4 separate regions of the Homo sapiens genome follow, and all the other regions are linked to region 4. Evidence: chromatin contacts called from ENCODE Hi-C or POLR2A ChIA-PET data. All regions are on one chromosome and are shown on one strand. Each heading gives the region's core, a stretch centred on a gene start or an enhancer-like site at or near the end of the contact. The rest is flanking DNA. Distances are from core to core; before and after follow the strand shown. Region 1 overlaps TIMD4 (T cell immunoglobulin and mucin domain containing 4). Region 2 overlaps CYFIP2 (cytoplasmic FMR1 interacting protein 2). Region 3 holds the start of HAVCR2 (hepatitis A virus cellular receptor 2). Region 4 holds the start of CNOT8 (CCR4-NOT transcription complex subunit 8).

Region 1 (2,700 bases), core at 21-2,520, 2.1 Mb before region 4:
ATGGTATACTCTTGATGTGCCTAATTCATTTTATCCCTATTACTGCCTTAAGAGGAAAGTACTATTTCCTACTTTGTTCACTTTCTCTGTTCTTTGGTTGGGAAAACCCTAGCTTGTCTCTTCTTTTGGCTAGGATTGTTGCAGGACGAAGACCATGAACAATCCTGGTTTTCTTCTTCTTTTTTTTTTTTTTTTTTTTTTTTTTTTTTGAGAGAGTCTCATTCTGTTGTCCAGGCTGGAGTGCAGTGGCGTGATCTCAGCTTACTGCACCTCCGCCTCCTGGGTTCAAGTGATTCTCCTGCCTCAGCCTCCTGAGTAGCTGAGACTACAGGTTCACGCCATCACACGGGACTAATTTTTGTATGTTTAGTAGGAGGGGGTTTCACCATGTGGGCTAGGTTGGACTCAAACTCCTGACCTCAGGTGATCCACCCACTTTAGCCTCCCAAAGCTCTGGGATTACAGGCATGAGCCACCATGCCTGGCGTGATCCTGGTTTTCTTATATGTTCCCTAAAAGCAAGCTTTCTTAACCTGGAGGCCACAGATGGACTTCAAGGGTAATGTGAATCCTTTGAAATCACATGCAAAAGTGTTTATGTGTTCATGCCTGCATTTTTCAGGGGACAAGGTCTGTAGTTTTCATTAAGTTAGCAAGCTGCTCCATGACCTTGCACCTCCATCCCACCCCTGCCCCCCGCCCCCAAAAGTTTTAAAATGCTACAAAAACAGCCATGAAACAGCTTATGGTTTTCAGGCAAATTATAGGCACGTGGCACCTGGTACTGTTGTAAAATGGGGATAAATTGTTCTGTACTCATTAACAAAAGCTGTTTCAGGGCAGTATGTCAGGAGATGAGACTAGTAACCATCTCAGCTGATTTGAATAATAATGAAACTTGTATATTTCAACACCTGCCCCAGGTGCAAAAGCAAATTTAAAATTTACTGGAATCCTGCTGTTAGCCTTCATACAAAGGCATGATTACAGTTTTGGAAAATTCTGAGTATGTCTCGTAAAGAAGTGTTTTGAAACCCAAGTGAGTGCTTGAATTCTGGATAGGCAGATGACTCAGAATGAAATAGCTTAACACCATTGCCCAGAATGTTGGAACAACTTGGTAATTGATGAGCACTAACTGTGGTTAAAATAGCAAGTGTTTGACCTGGGAAAGGGAATGGCTTTTTCTGCCAAAGCCAGCCACTGGTTCTCACCTTTGGCCCATATCTGCTCTTTGCGGGGCAGCACTGGAATTCCCCCAGCATTTTGCATGTTCTATGCACCGCAGCCACTCTGCTCACACTGTGGCCTTGTCTTTTCAGGGAAACTCATGGAAACCTATTGTTCGCAGAAACACACAAGGTAATCTATCTTGCATGAATGGGTGTTGTAATGATTGTACAAGCTGTTACAAATGATTAGCTACTACTCAGTGGTTTAATGACTTGAGCTTGTGTTACGATTACACATAGAGTTGGAAAGATGTGACATTAGAAGTGAAAAAGTTGTGCAGATTTAGCTCACATTAACCTGTGTCTTGGTTAACACTCTGAGCAAAATGCCAGTACCAAGGCAGGTGGGATTAATAGAAGTATAGCACGCAAAAGAAAGAAGGTGATATGGCACTTTACTCTGAAATTTTTTGTTCACCTATGGGTAAGTTAGTTTAAGAGGCCATTGTTAAACTGGAGTTTATTGAGGAGCGTTGGCAATATGGAAAATGAAAAAAGCATGTAGAATATTATTCCTGGGAGTTGGTTCCTCTGCCCAGTTAGACCATGGAAGCAGCTTGTTTTGGGGCCTTTTTAAAAATAGTATTTGAAGATTCTCTAGTAAGGGATTTTAGCTATTTGCCCTATTCTATAGCTTTTGGAAAAGAAATTTTTAAAAAAGGCATAAATTATTAATGAAGTCCTTGCCTAATTAATTGCATTCACTAATTAGTTGCATTAATACCACAATATGTATTAGCAAGAAGGAAAATTGACACCCAGCGAGGTGACCTTTCAAGGTCACACTTAGAGACCTTTTGGTAAATAAACGTATTGAAATCATGATTTTATATTTTGCTAAGAATCTTTTTTATCTCATTATAATGGATTGGCAGAAACTCTTTTTCCCCTGCAGCCTCAGTTTTCCCATCTGTAAAATGTGGAGCTTAGACTAAATGAACTGTGAGCCCTTTGAACTTTAAGGGTAATTGCACTGTAACTTAGCAGCATCTGTTTTGTTTTGTTTTCTAGTCTTGTGTTTCCCATTATGAGCCCCTCTTTTCTGTTTACAGGCTAGACTACATTGGAGATAGTAAAAATGTCCTCAATGACGTGCAGCATGGAAGGGAAGACGAAGACGGCCTTTTTACCCTCTAACAACGCAGTAGCATGTTAGATTGAGGATGGGGGCATGACACTCCAGTGTCAAAATAAGTCTTAGTAGATTTCCTTGTTTCATAAAAAAGACTCACTTATTCCATGGATGTCATTGATCCAGGCTTGCTTTAGTTTCATGAATGAAGGGTACTTTAGAGACCACAACTTCTCTGTCCATGCTCTAATCATCTCTGTAGAATCACCGCTAAGTGATCTTTCACAGTACACTTGAACACTTTCAGTGACAGTGAACTCCTTACCACACGCAAGGGAGTCCATTCAATCTCAGAGCAGTTCTGAGATTAAGAAATATTTATAGCAAAATCTGTCT
Region 2 (2,700 bases), core at 162-2,661, 2.5 Mb before region 4:
GTATAGTGCAGGTTGGAGAGCATGGTGCAAAATGAATTTATAACATGAGACCAGGGCCAAACCAGGTAGGGCCACACAGGCCATAGTAAAGTGGCTAGGTGTATTCTAGACATAACTAAAAGGCACCAAAAGGTTTTACGCAAGAAAGAGACACCATCTATATTTACACTGTCCAAAGTAGTAGCCACCAGCCACATGTGCCTACTGAACACTTGAGATGTGGCTGGTCCAAATTGAGATGGGCTGTAAACAGGATTTTGAGGACTTAGAAGAAAAGAATGAAAAATCTCTAATAATGTCTATATTGAGTGTATGTCAAAATTATAATGTTTTGGATATGTGGGGTTAAATAAAATATATTATTAAAATTAATTTCATCTGCTTCTTTTTCCTTTTTAAAATATGTCTGCTAAAAAATTTAAAATAACATCTCTGGCTCATATTTGTGGCCACATGGCATTTTGAATGAACAGGACTGACCTAGCTCATGGTTTTCTTCCTGGGCTTTCCCTGAATCTCTCAACCTCCTCAACTTCCCACACTTTAAAAAATCACTGATCTTACAGGGAAGGGTGTAGATAAAAGCCCATATGTCTGAAGAAGGAAGACCCAGGGTTCGACACGCCTGAGTCTGTTTATATAGATGATGGAACAGTGTATTTGGAATCAGAATTGTCTTACAGAAGCCAGAAACTCAACTCACTGTTAGAACCACATCCCATTCAATCCACAGATGCCTATTGACTACTTTGTGAAAGGCTGTGTTCTCTGCTTTCCTTGAAATCCTACGTGCATGCTTTCAATACTTTACAGCATTTAAGAGTCGCGTTATTTAATGCACATCCTGTGTTAACAGACACTTGTGTGTGCTGCACATCAACTCCTCTTTGAAATATATCAGGGCTACTTTGGCTGTTAAAAGCAAAATGAAGCAAATCCTTTTCATAGAAAAATTATTAAAGTAAGGAACTATCCTTGAAATTACTGGTTGGTATGTTTGGATTTCCAATAAGAAAGGAAATACCTATATATAAAATTTGAGGTTTTCCTCGATCAATGCTGTTACAGGTCCTTGAAACCCAAGAACTCACGAGGGTCTGAATCAACATATACTGGCAATACCAAGGAGCCTCTAAAGCTTGATACATCTCTGATCCAGACTTCTTCACTGGCCTCCTGTCTGGTTTGCACACACCCATTCCTCTCCAATTCATTCTCCATACATTTATATTTTTAAGAGAGTAAACTTTCAAAAGTAAATAAAAATCGAATCGGGTCACGGTTGTACTTTTGAAACCATTCGGAGGCATTCCACTCCCGGGAGAAACAGCTACAAAGCTGGTGTGCTCTGGCCCTGCCCACTCCCCAGCCTTAGCATGCAGCTTGCCCCCTCTAGTGGTGGTGAAGAGACACTGACATGTATTAATCCACAGGAATCCTCCCACAGCCCTGTGAAGTTGGCATGCTGTTATCATCATACTCCCACCGCAGGGTCCTTGCACAAGCAGTTCCTTTTGCCTGCAACGTCCTGCCCCATCCTTCACCTCGTTTTACTTCCTTCACTCCTACCAACTTCAGATAAGAACTCAGATGCCACTTCCGCAAGATGGCCTTTCTAGTTCCCCGCCCCCAAAGGTTTAACCATCGTACATTCCCATGAGCTTTTCCCTCACAGACAGCATGTAACCTCCTTGTCACTGTGCATTCATCGGCTTTTAGTCGATGTCTGTCTTTCCTGCTGGACTGCAGGCTGTGTGAGGTTAGCCCTTTATCTGCCTAGTTTCCTTTCCACTCTATCTCAGCACCCAGTCCGGGTCCGTGGAATGGCTCTGTTTTCCTAAGGTGCTAAAGAAGAAGGGAGGTTTCACAACAGAAAATCATGTCTTCTAGGTGGCAGTCTTAAGAGATTGCTACTCACAGCTCTGGGGCTTTCCTACCTGCCAGCCATGGCTTTGTAGTAAGCAAAGATCTGGTCTGCCAGCTTGTAGACAAACTGATCAAAACACAGGTTCACCTGGTGGAGAGGAAGCAGGAAACATCACTGGTGCCCGTTCAGCTTTATGACAGAAACTGAGCCAACTGAAAGACAGCAGTCAGGCAGGATTGCCCAGAGTGCATTCTGGGGAAAGACGCTTTGAAGGGGAAAAATATTCTGTGGCTAAGTTTGGGAGATTTGGTCCCTTGCTCTCAGGGTCCTCAGTCAGTGAACAGACAAGTCAAAGTTCAAAAAGGACCCAATCTCCCCACGGCCCCTCTCCTCAGCTGTTTCGAGGCCGCCTGCCTGGAGGGATGCAACAGACAGACTGTCAGAACCCATCAGTGCTCAAATTCGTCCGCTAACTCGGCAGCCTCCCCATCCATCTCTTCAGATGGATGTTATTTTCATTGTATTTTTCTTTGATTTGCAATTTTTTTTTTTTTTGAGACAGAGTCTTGCTCTGTCACCTAGGCTGGAGTGCAGTGGTGTGATCTCGGCTCACTGCAACCTCCGCCTCCCGGGTTCAAGTGATTCTCATCCTTCAGCCTCCCAAGTAGCTGGGATTACAGGCACCCACCACCATGCCTGGCTAATTTTTGTATTTTTAGTAGAGACGGGGTTTCACCATGTTGGCCAGGTTGGTCTCGAACTTCTGACCTCAGGTGATCCACCCACCTTGGCCTCCCAAAGTGCTAGGATTACAGGCATGAGCCACCACATGT
Region 3 (2,700 bases), core at 38-2,537, 2.3 Mb before region 4:
TTGCACTCCAGCCTGGACAAAAAGAGCGAAACTCCATCTCAAAAAAATAAATAAATAAATAAAAATAAAATAAAATAAAATGAGAAATTGATTATGATCTCTTGAGTAACTGCCACTCTGCAATGCTATGGGAAGTACACACATTGAACAAGTTGCATATTTATATTAAATGCCATTTGTTTATATTGAACAAATTTGGTATTTATACCCAATGCATTTAATGGCATAAATGTGAATGACAAAGAAACTCAGGAAGGCAAGACATAGAGGAAGGCCACTGGCTTTTCAGAAACCACTCAGCCTGTGAGCTCACTTCCCTTTTATAAAAAAAAGCTTTTGCTTTTAAGGTGTCCAGATAAAGGTCACACTCCCAGAGCTGAGGCTACGTGAGTCTAAGCTGTTACCTCAGTTATGGGAGTGTGGCTGGAACTCAACACTTTCTGATCATTCATGGCCAAAGCCTCTTGGGGTAGGGGAGAGGGGGCACCTTGTATGCATGAGATGAAACAGGATACCAAGATCCCCTTAATTCTACTCAGAGTAGAGGAAAGGAACTGTTGCCAAAAGGAACATGTTTTTTCTAAATTGAAGAGTTGGAAGTTTGAAGGTCAAAGTCAGAATATTAGAACAGAGAGCCATGCATGTATTATCTAATACAATTTTCTCATTTTATAAATTATATAAATGAGGAAACTGAGACTCAGCAAGGTTATAGGATACAACCTAATCTGTGTTAGAAGAAGGATGAGAGTGAGGCTTATGCTGGGAGTTGCTATGGTCTGTAAATGTGAGGATAAGGAACATGCCATTCACTGTTGTGTTCCACTTCCTAGTCCAGTGCCTGGTGCAAAGTAGGGGCTTCATAAACTTTGGTCACAGGCCTGATGAAGGGACTGATTTGAGTGAATGAATCCATGGATGATGCATCTGTACTTTGTGTTCCCCGCTAGTCAGATGGACTCGGACATGCTCCATTTCAGGTGTATCTCATCTGAGACATTATTAGAGGGTTCTCTTTATGTGCCATGACTGAGTAGCGTTTTCTTCCACTGAAGTATTGCTTCCTCTTTGTTGATATCACAGGACAGACATCAGAACACTTACAGGATGTGTGTAGTGTGGCATGACAGAGAACTTTGGTTTCCTTTAATGTGACTGTAGACCTGGCAGTGTTACTATAAGAATCACTGGCAATCAGACACCCGGGTGTGCTGAGCTAGCACTCAGTGGGGGCGGCTACTGCTCATGTGATTGTGGAGTAGACAGTTGGAAGAAGTACCCAGTCCATTTGGAGAGTTAAAACTGTGCCTAACAGAGGTGTCCTCTGACTTTTCTTCTGCAAGCTCCATGTTTTCACATCTTCCCTTTGACTGTGTCCTGCTGCTGCTGCTGCTACTACTTACAAGTAAGTCTCGGCATGGATATTTACAATGACATAATGGTGCTGTACAGAGGACAAGGGAGAGATACAAGGATGGCCATTGTAATGTTGTTTGTAATAGCAAAAGCTTGGAAGCAACCTAAATGTCCGTCGATGAGGGAGTGGGTAAATAAATGTGATATAATCATGATACAAACAGTGAGTCTGACAAAACATACTGGTATAGAATGTCTCAAAATTATAATGTTATTAAAGAAAAAAAGTTGCAGAATAATGCATATATTAGGCTTCTATTTGTGTGTGTGCATTGTCGGGGAGCAGGAATATGTGGACATTTCTTAATGTATAAGCTCTAGGAAAAGGAACCAGGGAATGGTAAAGAGTTGGGAGAGTAAGGCATATTTTTCTTTTCTTTTCTTTCCTTTTTTTCTTTTTCTTTTCTTTCTTTTTCTTTTTTTCAATTGAGATGGAGTCTCACTCTATTGCCCAGGCTGGAGTGCAGTGGTGGCACCATTTTGGCTCACTGCAATCTCCGCCTCCCAGGTTCAAGTGATTCTCCTGCCTTAGGCACCGGAGTAGCTGGGATCACAGGCGTGCACCACCACACCCAGCTAATGTTTTTAATTTTTAGTAGAGACAGGGTTTTACCATGTTGGTCAGGCTGGTCTCAAACTCATGGCCTCAAGTAATCTGCCCATCTCAGCCTCCCAAAGTGCTGGGATTACAGGCGTGACCCACCGTGTGCCCGGCCACTTTTTCATACACCTTTGATAGTGTTTGAATGTTTTTACTGTAGTTGAGTCATATGAAAACAAAGGGGACATAAAAAATCAAAAGAAAATATATAATGAATGTTTTATCATATATAAAATATATATAGTTTTTTTTTAATGGAATTAACTTTGTCATTTGAGGAAAATGAGGAGACAAGTCTCAATCATTTTAGGAGATTTGTTTGCCAAAGTTAAGGAGGCACCTGAGAGACAGGTCTATGACTTTCTCAGAAGATGATTTTGAGGGCTCCAGATTTAAAGGGGACAAGGTGGGATATTGAGAAGCACTCAGTTTTCACATAAAAAAGGGGGGGGGGCAGAGGAAAAATATGGGGAATCTGCATTTTACATTAGATAACACAGACAAAATGGGGTAGGGAAACAATCAGATAACGCATTTGTGTCTGGCCAGGGTGACCGCACCGGTAAAGATGAGCTATCAATCTGCATTGCACAGCTGACCAGGAATTTCCTTGTGGGCAAAATATGGGGGAGGTATGCAGCCTTTCATCCTGTAGCCATCTTATTCAGGAATCAAAAAGAGGA
Region 4 (2,700 bases), core at 142-2,641:
AGCGTTGCACCTTCCTAGGAATTTTTAAGGGTTAATTTTTATTACATACAATGTTTGCCTCACGGGCTGACTTAAAAACTTGACTCCCACATGAGCTACACAGAAAACTGTGCAAGAAGGAAAGGTTTTCACAAACACACTCACACCTATGAATTACTGAAGTCCCTGCTCTGTGTTGACCTGCAGTGCAGTATGTTCAGATCGCTCCCGTTCATCTACGGTGTAAACTTCTCCAAAACATAGCTTCTTATTTACACAGGAAAGCTCTGAAGGGCAACTAATGATAAAGCCACAGGAAAGTTTTCTCTGCAAGCAATCAAGGCCTTGCTCGGGAAAAGAAACGTTGAGTCTGATTTTGTTCGTTTAAGCCCAAGTGTACAAGGAAACAATAAACATCACTTCCTTATTCTAGAGGACTGAACAAAGGCTTTGCCGTGCATAGATATGATAGAAAAGGAAGTGGCACGTTTGAAGAAATAAATAGCAGCAGCGTTTAAGAGGATCCTCTGACCCTCCCTTACCTCCAAACAGTGTCTCAAGGCACTGCCCTGGATTGAACCGCAGTTCAAACTTCTTAAAACCACCCGAATGGCCCAGGTCTGTGAGTTGGCTCCTCCATTCATAAAGCCATAGAACACCAAGAAAAAGTTATGGGGCCGCAAGAACTAAGGAAGAGGCGGCGATTTAGAAGGGGGAGGCCCGCAAGATTCCAAATTCAGGTCCTCCTCCCCACTACTCCGTCTCCCATCATCATTCTCTTCTCGTTTATCATCATCCTTCCACTTCAAATCACACTCAGTCCTCCTCCTTCTGACACGCCATTCTTCTTCTGTTTTTGTTTGGTAAAGCAAAGTTAAAATTACGGGCCTTAGGACTAAGATAACTAAGTTCGAAGCCAGGCCAGGCCACGTAGTAGTCGTGTGTCCTTGCATAAGCCACTTAATCTATTTCGTGCCTCGGTTTTCCTATCTTGTAAAATGGGTTTGATAACAGTACGCACCTCGGAGGATTGGAGTAGAAGTTAAAATGAAGCATATGAGATGCTTTGTAAAGTCCCCGCACATATTACTCGAATATTATCGTGTGACGGTGGCCATTATTATTACTACTCTTTGCTGGGGTTCCTCTCCTCCTCACACACCCTGCCCCTTACACACGCCCCCACTCCCCTTCCCCCTACAGACCCCCAATGGTCTCTCACACTCTTTCATCTTACGCTCCTCTTTCCGGTAAGCGCAGGCCCGCTTACCGGGACCGACAGGGCCCGCGAAGCGCTGGCTGGCGGGCTGACGAGCTGGCGGGCTGGCGGGCTGACTCCCCGACGGCGGCGACGGCAGCCCCTGGCCCGGAGCTCTTTTCCCTCTACCCCGGATCTGCTCCTAGAACCGAACGAGCCAGTGAGGTGAGCGCCCCCGTGCCCAGAGCGGTCTTACGTGCCTCCCACCAAACAACCGGACGGCACCACTCTACCCACCCGATCCGCCCGACTCGCCTGCTCTCTAGAGTCACTCCAGACGCGCGCGCGCGCCTGGTCACGCCCGCTCCTCCCCCTTTGCGCGCCCCTGCGACTCCGTGCGTGTTCGCTCTGCCTGTGAGGTCGCGGGAAGCAGCGCGCAGGAGCAGAAGTAACAGGGTGCCGCCGAATAGGTGGGGAGTGGAGGCCTGGAAGCACGCTTGCGGAAGACGGCCCGCCTGCGGCCCTCTTCGCGTGATTAGTTGCGCTCGCTCAATTTAATCATGATTCTTACTCCTCCATTTTGGTCCTCTTTCCGAGCGAACAAGGAAGGGGCGTGGTCTAGAACTAGCGCCCCCCCCCACCCCCCCGCCGTGGGCGCGGCCTGGAAAAATCCAAAGGCCGAGGAAAGGGCGTGGCCCTTCGAACAAACCCCTCGAATTACCACGCCCCCTCCTCCTGGCTTTGAAGGACCGTTAAAATCGTTGGCACGAAGGGATTTGTGAAGAGGCTGACGGAGAAAGAGGCTGTCGCGACTTTCTGTTCTAACATGGCCCCGTAGATGTCTCACAAAGCATCTATCCTACGGTTCCTTTCTGGCAAACAATTAGTTGGGGGTGGGGCGGCTCCCCAAAGCCGAATGTGGGTGACGTCCGCCAAGGCCCGCCTACCTCCCGGCCTCACCGAGCAGAGCGAGGAACATTGCCATAGCAACTGGCCCGCCAGGGTCTGCTCGAGTTACAAAGAGGACGGCGCCTCCCGTGGGCACGGCGCCTGGCCAGCGCAGGCGTCGCCGGGCTCTTCAGAGCTCCAAAATCTTTGCGGACGCGCAGGGAGCTCGCCAGATTTTAGTGTCGAGACCCACGGGCTCAGGCCTCGCCCAGGAGCTTCTGAGGCCCCTCTGCCAGCCCCTTGGTTCCCTCTTAATCCTGCTTGAAGAGAGGGCTCTTGACCGACGCCGGCCCTGGGCAGCGTGTGGCCAGCTGGGGCGCGCCTCCGCCTCGTGTTCTCCGCGGTGGGAGAGCAGACAAAGCGCCCGCTTCCTGCACACAGTGTCGGCGGCGGGCCGCCCTCAGCCACTCCCGCCAGCGCTCCACCCCTGTTCCCGAGAGGACGTGGGGGCTGCCCCAAGCACGGTTCTAGTTCTTGTCCCAGATGCTTGTACTTGAGAGGCTGTTGATAAGAAAACGGCAAATGTACCCCTAGTGACGAGGAGAGGGGCTTCTACTATTCACTTTGCACTTTTA

What was found. A loop is a pair of places that touch in the nucleus more often than their neighbours do. ChIA-PET counts read pairs that join two places held with the same protein, here RNA polymerase II (POLR2A). Pooled maps may share reads with other maps.
Region 1: a loop to region 4 is called in a map with no recorded cell type, with 5 times the contacts of the local background. The contact joins the enhancer-like site here to the promoter of CNOT8 in region 4. A Hi-C loop is called at or near these places in 1 of 37 single-sample maps with no recorded cell type and 5 of 50 pooled maps. POLR2A ChIA-PET finds 5 or more read pairs at or near these places in 2 of 52 experiments (MCF 10A and activated T-cell).
Region 2: a loop to region 4 is called in a pooled map, with 3 times the contacts of the local background. The contact joins the enhancer-like site here to the promoter of CNOT8 in region 4. A Hi-C loop is called at or near these places in 3 of 50 pooled maps.
Region 3: a loop to region 4 is called in a pooled map, with 9 times the contacts of the local background. The contact joins the promoter of HAVCR2 here to the promoter of CNOT8 in region 4. A Hi-C loop is called at or near these places in 5 of 50 pooled maps.

Annotation. Positions count from the first base shown.
Region 1 is chr5:156,919,126-156,921,825 of GRCh38, reverse strand. TIMD4 (T cell immunoglobulin and mucin domain containing 4) reads left to right here. Exons shown (of 9, transcript NM_138379.3): 8 at 1,323-1,362; 9 at 2,285-2,534. The coding sequence ends at 2,369. Among named protein-coding and RNA genes, the nearest start is that of TIMD4, 43 kb to the left of the region's middle. RefSeq lists an enhancer at 923-1,032. Within about 2 kb of position 1,270, at least 4 of the 41 ENCODE cell types and tissues checked have a DNase peak (open chromatin) inside an H3K27ac peak, as active enhancers do.
Region 2 is chr5:157,327,287-157,329,986 of GRCh38, reverse strand. It overlaps CYFIP2 (cytoplasmic FMR1 interacting protein 2), which reads right to left. Exons shown (of 31, transcript NM_001037333.3): 19 at 1,938-2,014. Among named protein-coding and RNA genes, the nearest start is that of FNDC9, 17 kb to the left of the region's middle. Within about 2 kb of position 1,411, at least 6 of the 41 ENCODE cell types and tissues checked have a DNase peak (open chromatin) inside an H3K27ac peak, as active enhancers do.
Region 3 is chr5:157,107,631-157,110,330 of GRCh38, reverse strand. HAVCR2 (hepatitis A virus cellular receptor 2) reads left to right here and starts at 1,287. Exons shown (of 7, transcript NM_032782.5): 1 at 1,287-1,405. The coding sequence starts at 1,348. RefSeq lists an enhancer at 1,351-1,500.
Region 4 is chr5:154,857,318-154,860,017 of GRCh38, reverse strand. It overlaps CNOT8 (CCR4-NOT transcription complex subunit 8), which reads right to left and starts at 1,391. Exons shown (of 7, transcript NM_001301073.2): 1 at 1,250-1,391. RefSeq lists enhancers at 83-585, 1,089-1,591, 1,547-1,716, 1,592-2,095, 2,096-2,597 and silencers at 1,127-1,186, 1,247-1,346.